Linked DNA regions of Homo sapiens: regions 1 and 2 are each linked to region 3. The links are chromatin contacts, found by Hi-C or POLR2A ChIA-PET in ENCODE. All regions are on one chromosome and are shown on one strand. Each heading gives the region's core, a stretch centred on a gene start or an enhancer-like site at or near the end of the contact. The rest is flanking DNA. Distances are from core to core; before and after follow the strand shown.

The links. A loop is a pair of places that touch in the nucleus more often than their neighbours do. ChIA-PET counts read pairs that join two places held with the same protein, here RNA polymerase II (POLR2A). Pooled maps may share reads with other maps.
Region 1: a pooled map shows a loop between it and region 3 (2.7-fold over the local background). The contact joins the promoter of LINC01700 here to the enhancer-like site in region 3. A Hi-C loop is called at or near these places in 2 of 168 maps with a recorded cell type or tissue (IMR-90 and heart left ventricle), 1 of 37 single-sample maps with no recorded cell type and 13 of 50 pooled maps. POLR2A ChIA-PET finds 5 or more read pairs at or near these places in 3 of 52 experiments (H1, MCF 10A and activated T-cell).
Region 2: a loop to region 3 is called in a map of K562, with 2.7 times the contacts of the local background. The contact joins the promoter of ETS2-AS1 here to the enhancer-like site in region 3. A Hi-C loop is called at or near these places in 4 of 168 maps with a recorded cell type or tissue (K562, PC-3, ascending aorta and 1 more) and 9 of 50 pooled maps. POLR2A ChIA-PET finds 5 or more read pairs at or near these places in 2 of 52 experiments (AG04450 and activated T-cell).

The regions. Positions count from the first base shown.
Region 1 is chr21:38,976,521-38,979,220 of GRCh38, reverse strand. LINC01700 (long intergenic non-protein coding RNA 1700) reads left to right here and starts at 1,447. Exons shown (of 3, transcript NR_109962.1): 1 at 1,447-1,510; 2 at 1,654-1,768.
Region 2 is chr21:38,937,136-38,939,835 of GRCh38, reverse strand. It overlaps ETS2-AS1 (ETS2 antisense RNA 1), which reads left to right and starts at 1,407. Exons shown (of 4, transcript NR_120405.1): 1 at 1,407-2,026.
Region 3 is chr21:38,732,840-38,735,539 of GRCh38, reverse strand. No RefSeq gene overlaps it. Among named protein-coding and RNA genes, the nearest start is that of LINC00114, 39 kb to the left of the region's middle. Within about 2 kb of position 1,424, at least 17 of the 41 ENCODE cell types and tissues checked have a DNase peak (open chromatin) inside an H3K27ac peak, as active enhancers do; they include ascending aorta, heart left ventricle and psoas muscle, where a contact is called at or near this core.

The sequences.
Region 1 (2,700 bases), core at 198-2,697, 240 kb before region 3:
CTGAACTTAAAAGTTAAATAAAAAACTAAACAAAAACCATGTTTTCCAATATATTTCAAATTTTTTAAAAAGAGAAGAGAGTCTAATGGGATTGTAACACAAAGGATAAATGCTTGAGGAGATGGATACCCCATTTTTCATGATGTGATTATTGCTCATTGTGTGCTGGTACCAAAATATCTCATGTACCCCATAAATATATACACCTACTATGTACCCACAAAAATTAAAAATAAAAAAAATTTTTAAAAAGAACGTAAGACAGAGTTACCATTTGACCTAGCAATCCCATGACTGGGTATGTACCCAAAATAAAATTATTCTACCAAAAAGACACACACCCATATGTTCATCACAGCACTATTCACAATAGCAAAGGCAGGGACTCAACCTAGGTGCCTGCCCATGGTGGACTGGATAAAGAAAATGTGGTACATGCACATCATGGAATATGACACAGCAATTAAAAAAGAACAAAGTCATGTCCTTTGCAGCAACATGGATGTAGCTGGAGGCCATTATCCTAAGGGAATGAAATGCAGGAACAGAAAACCAAATGCCTCATGTTCTCACTTATAAGTGGGAGCTAAACAGTGGGTGTTCATGGACCTAAAAATGGCAGCAATAGAAACTGGGGACTCCAAAGGGAGAGAGGAAGGGAGGGGGACAACGGTTGAAAAACTAACTGTTGGATGCTATGCCCACTATCTGGGTGACAGGATCATTCCTATCCTAAATCTCAGTGTCATGCAATATATCTGTGTAGCAAACCTGAATGTGTACCCCCTGCATCTAAAATAGAAGTTGAAATTATTTTTTAAAATGCAGATTTTTGGCCCTGTCCCAGGGAATCTGGTTTGGTAGGCCTAGGAACCTGCATTCTAATGAGCACCTCCAAGTGAACTCCAGGTTGGGGAACCCTGCTGACGGTCAGGTAAGCAAAATTCCTCCATGTGAAACTGTCCCAGAGGGCACGGTAGCTCTCCTGTGCTTTTTTTTTTTAAATCTCATTTACGAATATAGATATACATTATTCTAAATAAAATATAAAAATAGAACCAACCCAAATGTCCATCAATGATAGATTGGATTAAGAAAATGTGGCACATATATACCATGGAATACTGTGCAGCGATAAAAAAGGTTGAGTTCATGTCCTTTGTAGGGACATGGATGAAGCTGGAAGCCATTATTCTGAGCAAACTATCGCAAGTACAGAAAACCAAACACCGCATGTTCTCGCTCCTGTGCTTTTGATACAAAGTGCCAATATTTCAATTTTTCTCAAAACAGGGCCTGTCCTGATAAATGTTCTACCTAGAGAATGTTCTTTTAAGGGCTAAAGGGAATGCAGAAGCCTAAATACAAAGCAAGTGCCCCTGCCACTCATAACTGCCACATCCCCATAGAAACATTCACTTTCATTAGCTGGAGAGGAGTTTCTCTTACTTCATTCCTTGAACCACTGTTTATGGAGCACTTCCAATTACCAGACACAGGTGACAAAAAGGTAAATGAGACTGGACCCCATGCCTGCCTCCTGGAGCCCACATTCCATGGAGTGGGATCGTTATCTTGAAACGCTGATTGCTTTGCTTTCTTTTTCTGCACTTCTTATCTGTCTTTTCAACTGAGGCATCCATTTTCTTGCAGAAAAAGGAACACTCAACATTTAATTTGACTCACAGTTCATGGTCTTGAATGCATGGCTTCGGATGGCAAGGCAATGCGTTCCGTGCCTAAGCAAAGCACCTAGCTCTCAGGAACTGTAAGTATTAAACCCATATGGAATGAGTCTTAAAGTTATGAAGGCTGTCTTTGTGGCCCTTGAAACCAACTCCACTTTTTTAAACCAATCCAGACCTGGCTCTCGTGCTGTCCATCAGAAAGACCACATGACTAGGATGTCACCTTTAATTTACATCATGGTGGCTTCACCCCTCTTCAGTGCCTCCATAGAACCTTCTAGCATACAGGCGTCCTCCAGTTTAACTTGGATAACTCTCAGGATAAACACCTCTGTTGTTCGCAGAGTCAGAACTGTGGTGGTTTCTTAATTGTAGAGCCGAAGCCGTGGCCTTGGTTCAGGTCGGCCACATCCTGTGGAATGAAACACCCTGCACGGATGAGGAAAGGGCCCATCCCAGCTCCCTGGCAGCCCCAATCTGCTGGGGAGGCAGTGTGGGGGTGGGTAGGGCTGACAACATGCTTCCCCTCCCCCAAGTGTGGGAGCAGCACCAACCGGTCTGATGAAGTCTCATGGCCACCCTAACTCAGACCCACCACAACCCATCTCTGAGCTCTTCTTTGCGCTGGTTCCTTTACCCGGAGAGCACTTCCAGCCATCTCTACCTGCACGAATCCCATGCGTTCATCAAAGTCTAGCTGAGACACTTCCATAACACTTTCCCAATCACGCCCTTGAACCCCCACTGCACCATTGGCATGCCTACGTTGTTTTCAGGTTGGGGTTGCCACGGCAATTCTCCTGCTTTACTCTTGGGAGGGGATTTCACTGGACTCCTTTGTTACCCAAGAGCATCCGTGTCTGACCCTGAGCTGGGGAAAATGCCCAATAAAAGGACTTATCTGTGCCCCTGCAGTTGCCTTAGACTCATCCCCGCAAGATGCTGTCTTAGACTGCAGGGCTGGGAGTAGAGTGTAGGGAGTCTATGGTCTACTGTGCTGGCTTAAACTGGG
Region 2 (2,700 bases), core at 158-2,657, 200 kb before region 3:
GGCCAATTTTCAGAATCAGATTTTTGAATGCACAAAATAAAACACACAGGTTATAAAGGAAACCACTTACATTAAGATTAAGATACCATTATAAAACAATGAATGAGGTAGCAACACATGTGCTATTAATATACCATAACCAGATCTATAACAAGCCTCGGAGGTGGTACTAATAACCTGGGAATTTTGAAGCAGTGATGGGCATAAGTGGTGGACAGGCATAACATGGAATGAGATGATCCAGTGATTTTTACTGGTGTCAAAGTCACAAGGATGCTAACACGCCACTGTGCTTGTTGCCTAGGTACCTATTGAAAGGAAATGATACATTTCAGTTAAAGGCTAGCGAAAATAAAAATGTAATTTTTACCCTTTAAGTTCCTGGATCCAGGTTTAGAGGCCCCTGCCTGCGTCATTCCTTCCCCCTTCCCTTCATTCCTTCTCCTTCCTGCCTGCTTCTAGGGTGAAAACCAGGAAGGCAGGTCTGTCACCCCAGCACCAGAGCCCCTTTATCTAAAAGATCCACAGTCGATTCTCCCTGGCCATGCCTAATAATGCATTGATTTTTGCAATGATCTGAATATCTGTGTCCCCATAAAATTCATATGCTGAAATCCACACCCCCAGGGTGATGATATTAGGAGGTGGAGCCTTTCGGAGATGACTAGGTGGTGAGGGGAGAACCCTCATGACCGGGATTAGTGATCCCATGAAAGAGACCCCAGAGAGACCCCTCACCCCTTCCCATGTGAAGTTAGGGTGAGCAGAGGCCATCGGAGAGGAAGCCTCCCTCACCAGAACTGACTCCGCCAGCGCCTTAATCTCAGACTTCCAGCCTCTAGAACTGCAGAAAATACATTTCTGTTGTTCATAAGTCACCTATGGTATTTTGTGATAGCAGCCTGAACAGACTAAGACATTTTCGTCTCAAAGACATTATAATTTACATGAAGTTAATGTGTCTCGGCAGACGAAGGAAGCTCACGCCTTGTGAAGGAGGTGGCTTGTGGCTATTACCTTAGAATCTCATCAAGTGCTACTTGGATATAAATTTCCTATAGCCCAAATTGTGAGAAGTGGCCAGTGTGGGTTCACAGACTGCCTCGGAGAGGGGCACATGTAGCCCCGAGGGTTTACAAACGCTTGTTCCCAGCAGCGATGATGAAGACCCCACACCAAATCCGAGTTAATTAAAGTGCTTTATTTAATCATCTGTGGTGTTGCTGAGGGAGATGAAGGTGATGCTGAATGCGGGAGCCCGGGTAAGGCAGGAAGTGGAGAGTCATGTTACCATGGCAACAGTGTCCCTGGCCTGCAGTGTGAATGAAGCTCTGGCTCTGAAGACCTCTGTGGTTTTAAAATGCCATCTATGTGAATATGACATCAATTTGTCACAACAAATCTAAATAGAACCTACTGGGGAGGGACAGAGACCCAGAGACCCAGAGGGAGACACTGACACAGAGAGAGTGATAGAGAGAGAGAGGCAAAGTCACAGAGACAGAAAGAGGAGGGGAGAGGGATGGAGAGAGACAAAGTCACAGAGATAGATGGAGGGGGAAGAAGGGAGGAGGCAGAGAGAGAGAGGAGAAAAACAGAGAGACGGTTGACAGATTAGGAGAGGTGCTTCTGGTGCTGCTGGTTGTGCTAGGAAAAGACATGTTTCTCTTTGGACAGATGTGCTGCCAGTGCTGGAAGTAGGCTGACTGTGTCTCTCTCCCTGCTCTGAGCCTGGCACCAGATTTGGCAAAACCAGACAGAGCAAAAGCTGCTTCCAGCCCACAGCACCCAAGGCTGGTCTCCTCTTTCATCGCAGGGCTGCTATGTACAGTTGCACAGGCTGTGCCCTGCACCAAGCACCCAGAAGAGGATACAAGAGCCTGCCTGTGCTCCTTGAAGTATCCCTGAGCCCTGATGAACACCTGTGTCTACGTGGAGAGAGGGGAGCCTCTGCTCACATGAGCAAAGGCAACAGGGGGGGACTGCAGAGGCCTGTTCCCTCCCACAGTCTCTATTTTGCAATAAGGTGGGTGGAAGGCTCTTCCAGATGTATTTACATGCAACAGTAACCTCTTACCCTTACCTCCTTACCTTTGATGAAGACAGTAAAGACCAGCTCCCTGACAAATAGACAGAAATGCATGGCGATTGGAAGAGAGTCTTGGGACCTGCGTAGACTTGAGGTGTGTCCTTGATGTTCCTGTCTTGGGGTTGGTGTGAGAAGCCTGTGGTTTCTTCATGGGAGAGGAATGTCAGCTCTGCCGTCATGAGCTGATTGTTCAGATAGGAGACTTTAGCCCACAGAGCCTCAGTGCACTCATCTGTACAGTGGGGTGGTTTGGAATCACCAATTCATAGCAAAGGTTGTTGTGAGGATTCAAAGAGATGCATCATGTTAAGTGAGTGAGTGTGTGTGTGTGTCTGTGTGTGTGTGCATGTGTGCAGAGCCCTGACATCCCAGGGCAGGCCACCTTGACCACACACAGCTATGCATATTTCGTGCCTGAGATTGCCATGGGTGCAGAGCCCTGGCCACACTCATGGGACTGGCTTCGGCCTGAGCCTTGGCACCATCAGAGTGGGTGCTACAAGGTGCTGTCCAGACATGAGAAAACTTGGATTTGCTAAAATTCCTGCCGCCTCAGGCTGACCTGACCCCTGCTCCCAGGAAGAGGTGTTTGCCCTTTCCTTCCTCCTGTG
Region 3 (2,700 bases), core at 175-2,674:
TAAGAGACAAATGAGCAGGTGTGGTGGCTAATGCCTGTAATCCCAGCACTTTGGGAGGCTGAGGCAGGAGGATCACGAGGTCAGGAGTTCGAGACCAGCCTGGCCAACATGGTGAAATCCCATCTCTACTAAAAATACAAAAATTAGCCAGGTGTGGTGGTGTGCACCTGTAATCCCAGCTACTCAGGAGGCTGAGGCAGGAGAATGGCTTGAAAGTGGAAGGTGGAGGTTGCAGTGAGCCGAGATAGCGCCCCTGCACCCCAGCCTGGGCAACAAGAGTGAAACTCCATCTAAAAAAAAAAAAGAGACAAATGATTGCCTCTTTTGAGTTTCTGATTAACTTTTTAAAATGAGGCAAGCAGATATGCATTCATCTTAGCAAGCAGAGGGATGGGAGGCAGGTTTGACCTAAGCAGTTTCCAGCTTGACTTTTCTCTTTAGCTTAGTGATTTTGTGGTCCCAATATTTATTTTCCTTTCACAAATCCAAATGTATTTGTCTCTAGATATTTTATTTTATTCTCGTAAAAGGTGGGAATGCAGAATATGCTTTGCTTTATTAAAAAGACTATGTATTTGCCTTTAAAATTTCAGGTTTTAGAAACATTTCGTTTTAAAAGTCTTTCCTTGAAAAATATGCAGATTGAAGCAAAATCTACTTACCCTAGCTTTTAGGAGAACTTCCTTCCTCAAAACGAACTTTTGCCTACGTGGCCTCCTTTTGTTTTTTCAAGTTGATTTAAATAGGAATGAAAATTACCCGTATTTAACCAGCAATCCAAAGGACAGAAGGTATTTTTCCTTGCAAAGGGGTGCTCATAATTTCGTAAAGTAATAAGACACCAGTGAAAACAATCACCCCAAATTCATTTCCATATGAAAAGAGAACCAGTGTAACTTGAAAACGCCTTTTATTAAATCTCAAGGTCAGAACTGGGGGAAAATTCTAAATGTTGAATCACAATAAGGCTCACTAGGATTTTCTCCTATTTACCCGCAGAGCCTGCTCTAGACTTCAGTGCTGGGCAGGGGGTTGCCCTGCGCCTGCACCGCGGCTGCAAAGCACCCTGTTTCCCTTCTCTGACCCGCCTGGCATTCCCGCCGCCGAGCGGCAGTTGAGTGATTTTTTTTCTTTTCCTTTAGCCGGCCCAGGGCTGCACTCGGTGACTGCTCTTCGTCAAATTCCTTCTTAAACAGTGGTCAAGTATTCTTCCGGTGCAGCTGTTATTTTCGGGTCCTGTATTCTGCTTTGTGCTGACCCTGTAATCTCAGCAGTACCCATTCGCCTAGCAGGGCTTCGGGATGCTTCCCCGACTCTCCTCGCACCTTCACACCAACGCACTCCGGGAATGTTTCTGATGGGTGTCAAGTCCACTCTCTGATGAACGGACTCGTGCTTTGAGAGCATCTTCAGGGTCAGTGCATCCAGTGACCGTTTCATGACACCGTTTGCCTCGAGCGCCACCGCCTGGCCAAAACTGGAACGACCTGTGCCCGTTGCTGAGGAGGAAAAACACCCGGGATGGAATTTCTAGTTTTTGTGCAATCCTCATCCTTTTCCATTTTCTGTAAAGTGACGATGACAGATATTTTCGCTTACTAATGCAAGTATTTTTCATCTGAATAAATATACCAATTTCTCTGGCAATAATTTGGGTTTAAAAATACTGAGGCTGGCCCGGCACAGTGGCTCACACCTGTAATCCCAGCACTTTGGGAGGCCAAGGCGGGCGGATCACGAGGTCAGGAGTTCGAGACCATCCTGGCCAACATGGTGAAACCCCGTCTCTACTAAAAATACAAAAATTAGCCGGGTTTGGTGGCGTGCGCCTGTAATCCCAGCTACTCGCGAGGCTGACGCAGGATAATCGCTTGAACCCGGGAGGTGGAGGTTGCAGTGAGCCGAGATTGTGCCACTGCATTCCAGCCTGGGCGACAGAGCGAGACTGCGTCTCAAAACAAAACAAAACAAAACAAAACAAAACAAAACAAAACAAAAAAATATACTGAGGCTGGGCATGGTGGCTCACTCCTGTAATTCCAGCACTTTAGGAGACTGAGGTAGGAGGATGGCTTGAGCCCAGGAGTTTGAGATCACCCTGAGCAAGACCCTGTCTCTACAAATATAATTTTAAAAATAACTGAGTCTGATGGCATGCACCTGTAGTTCCAGCTACTCAGGAGGCTGAGGAGGGAGGATGGCTAGAGCCCAGAAATTCGAGGTTGCAGTGAACCATGATCACGCCACTGCCCTCCAGCCTCGGTGACACAGCAAAGCCCTGTTTTTAAGAAAGGGAAAAGGAAACACAAAGATACTGAACTGAGCGCCATCCTATACCCTCAGCTATACATTACATAAATTGTATTCTTTAGAATTCTAAAGGCTGAGTAGGATGGGCTTTGGTAATGTAAAAATACAAAAGCAGATACAGGCAAAAAACATGAGAAAATTTTTTTCCTCTAGCATTCTGTCCATGGTGGACAGGATGGGTGAAGTGTGCCTAAAGTGCTTGTTTGATGGGTGCCCACCCCTCCCCACTCCCCAGTGGTCGACGCAGAGCACTGATGCTACAGACCCAGGCTCCAGAACACGCTGGATGGAAAGGTTCTGAGAAGAGTGTGCACACCTCAAGGAGTGTGTGTATGTGTGCGAGCAAATACCTCTGTAAGCAGTCTCCTGGGGGTGCTGAAAGAAAATATT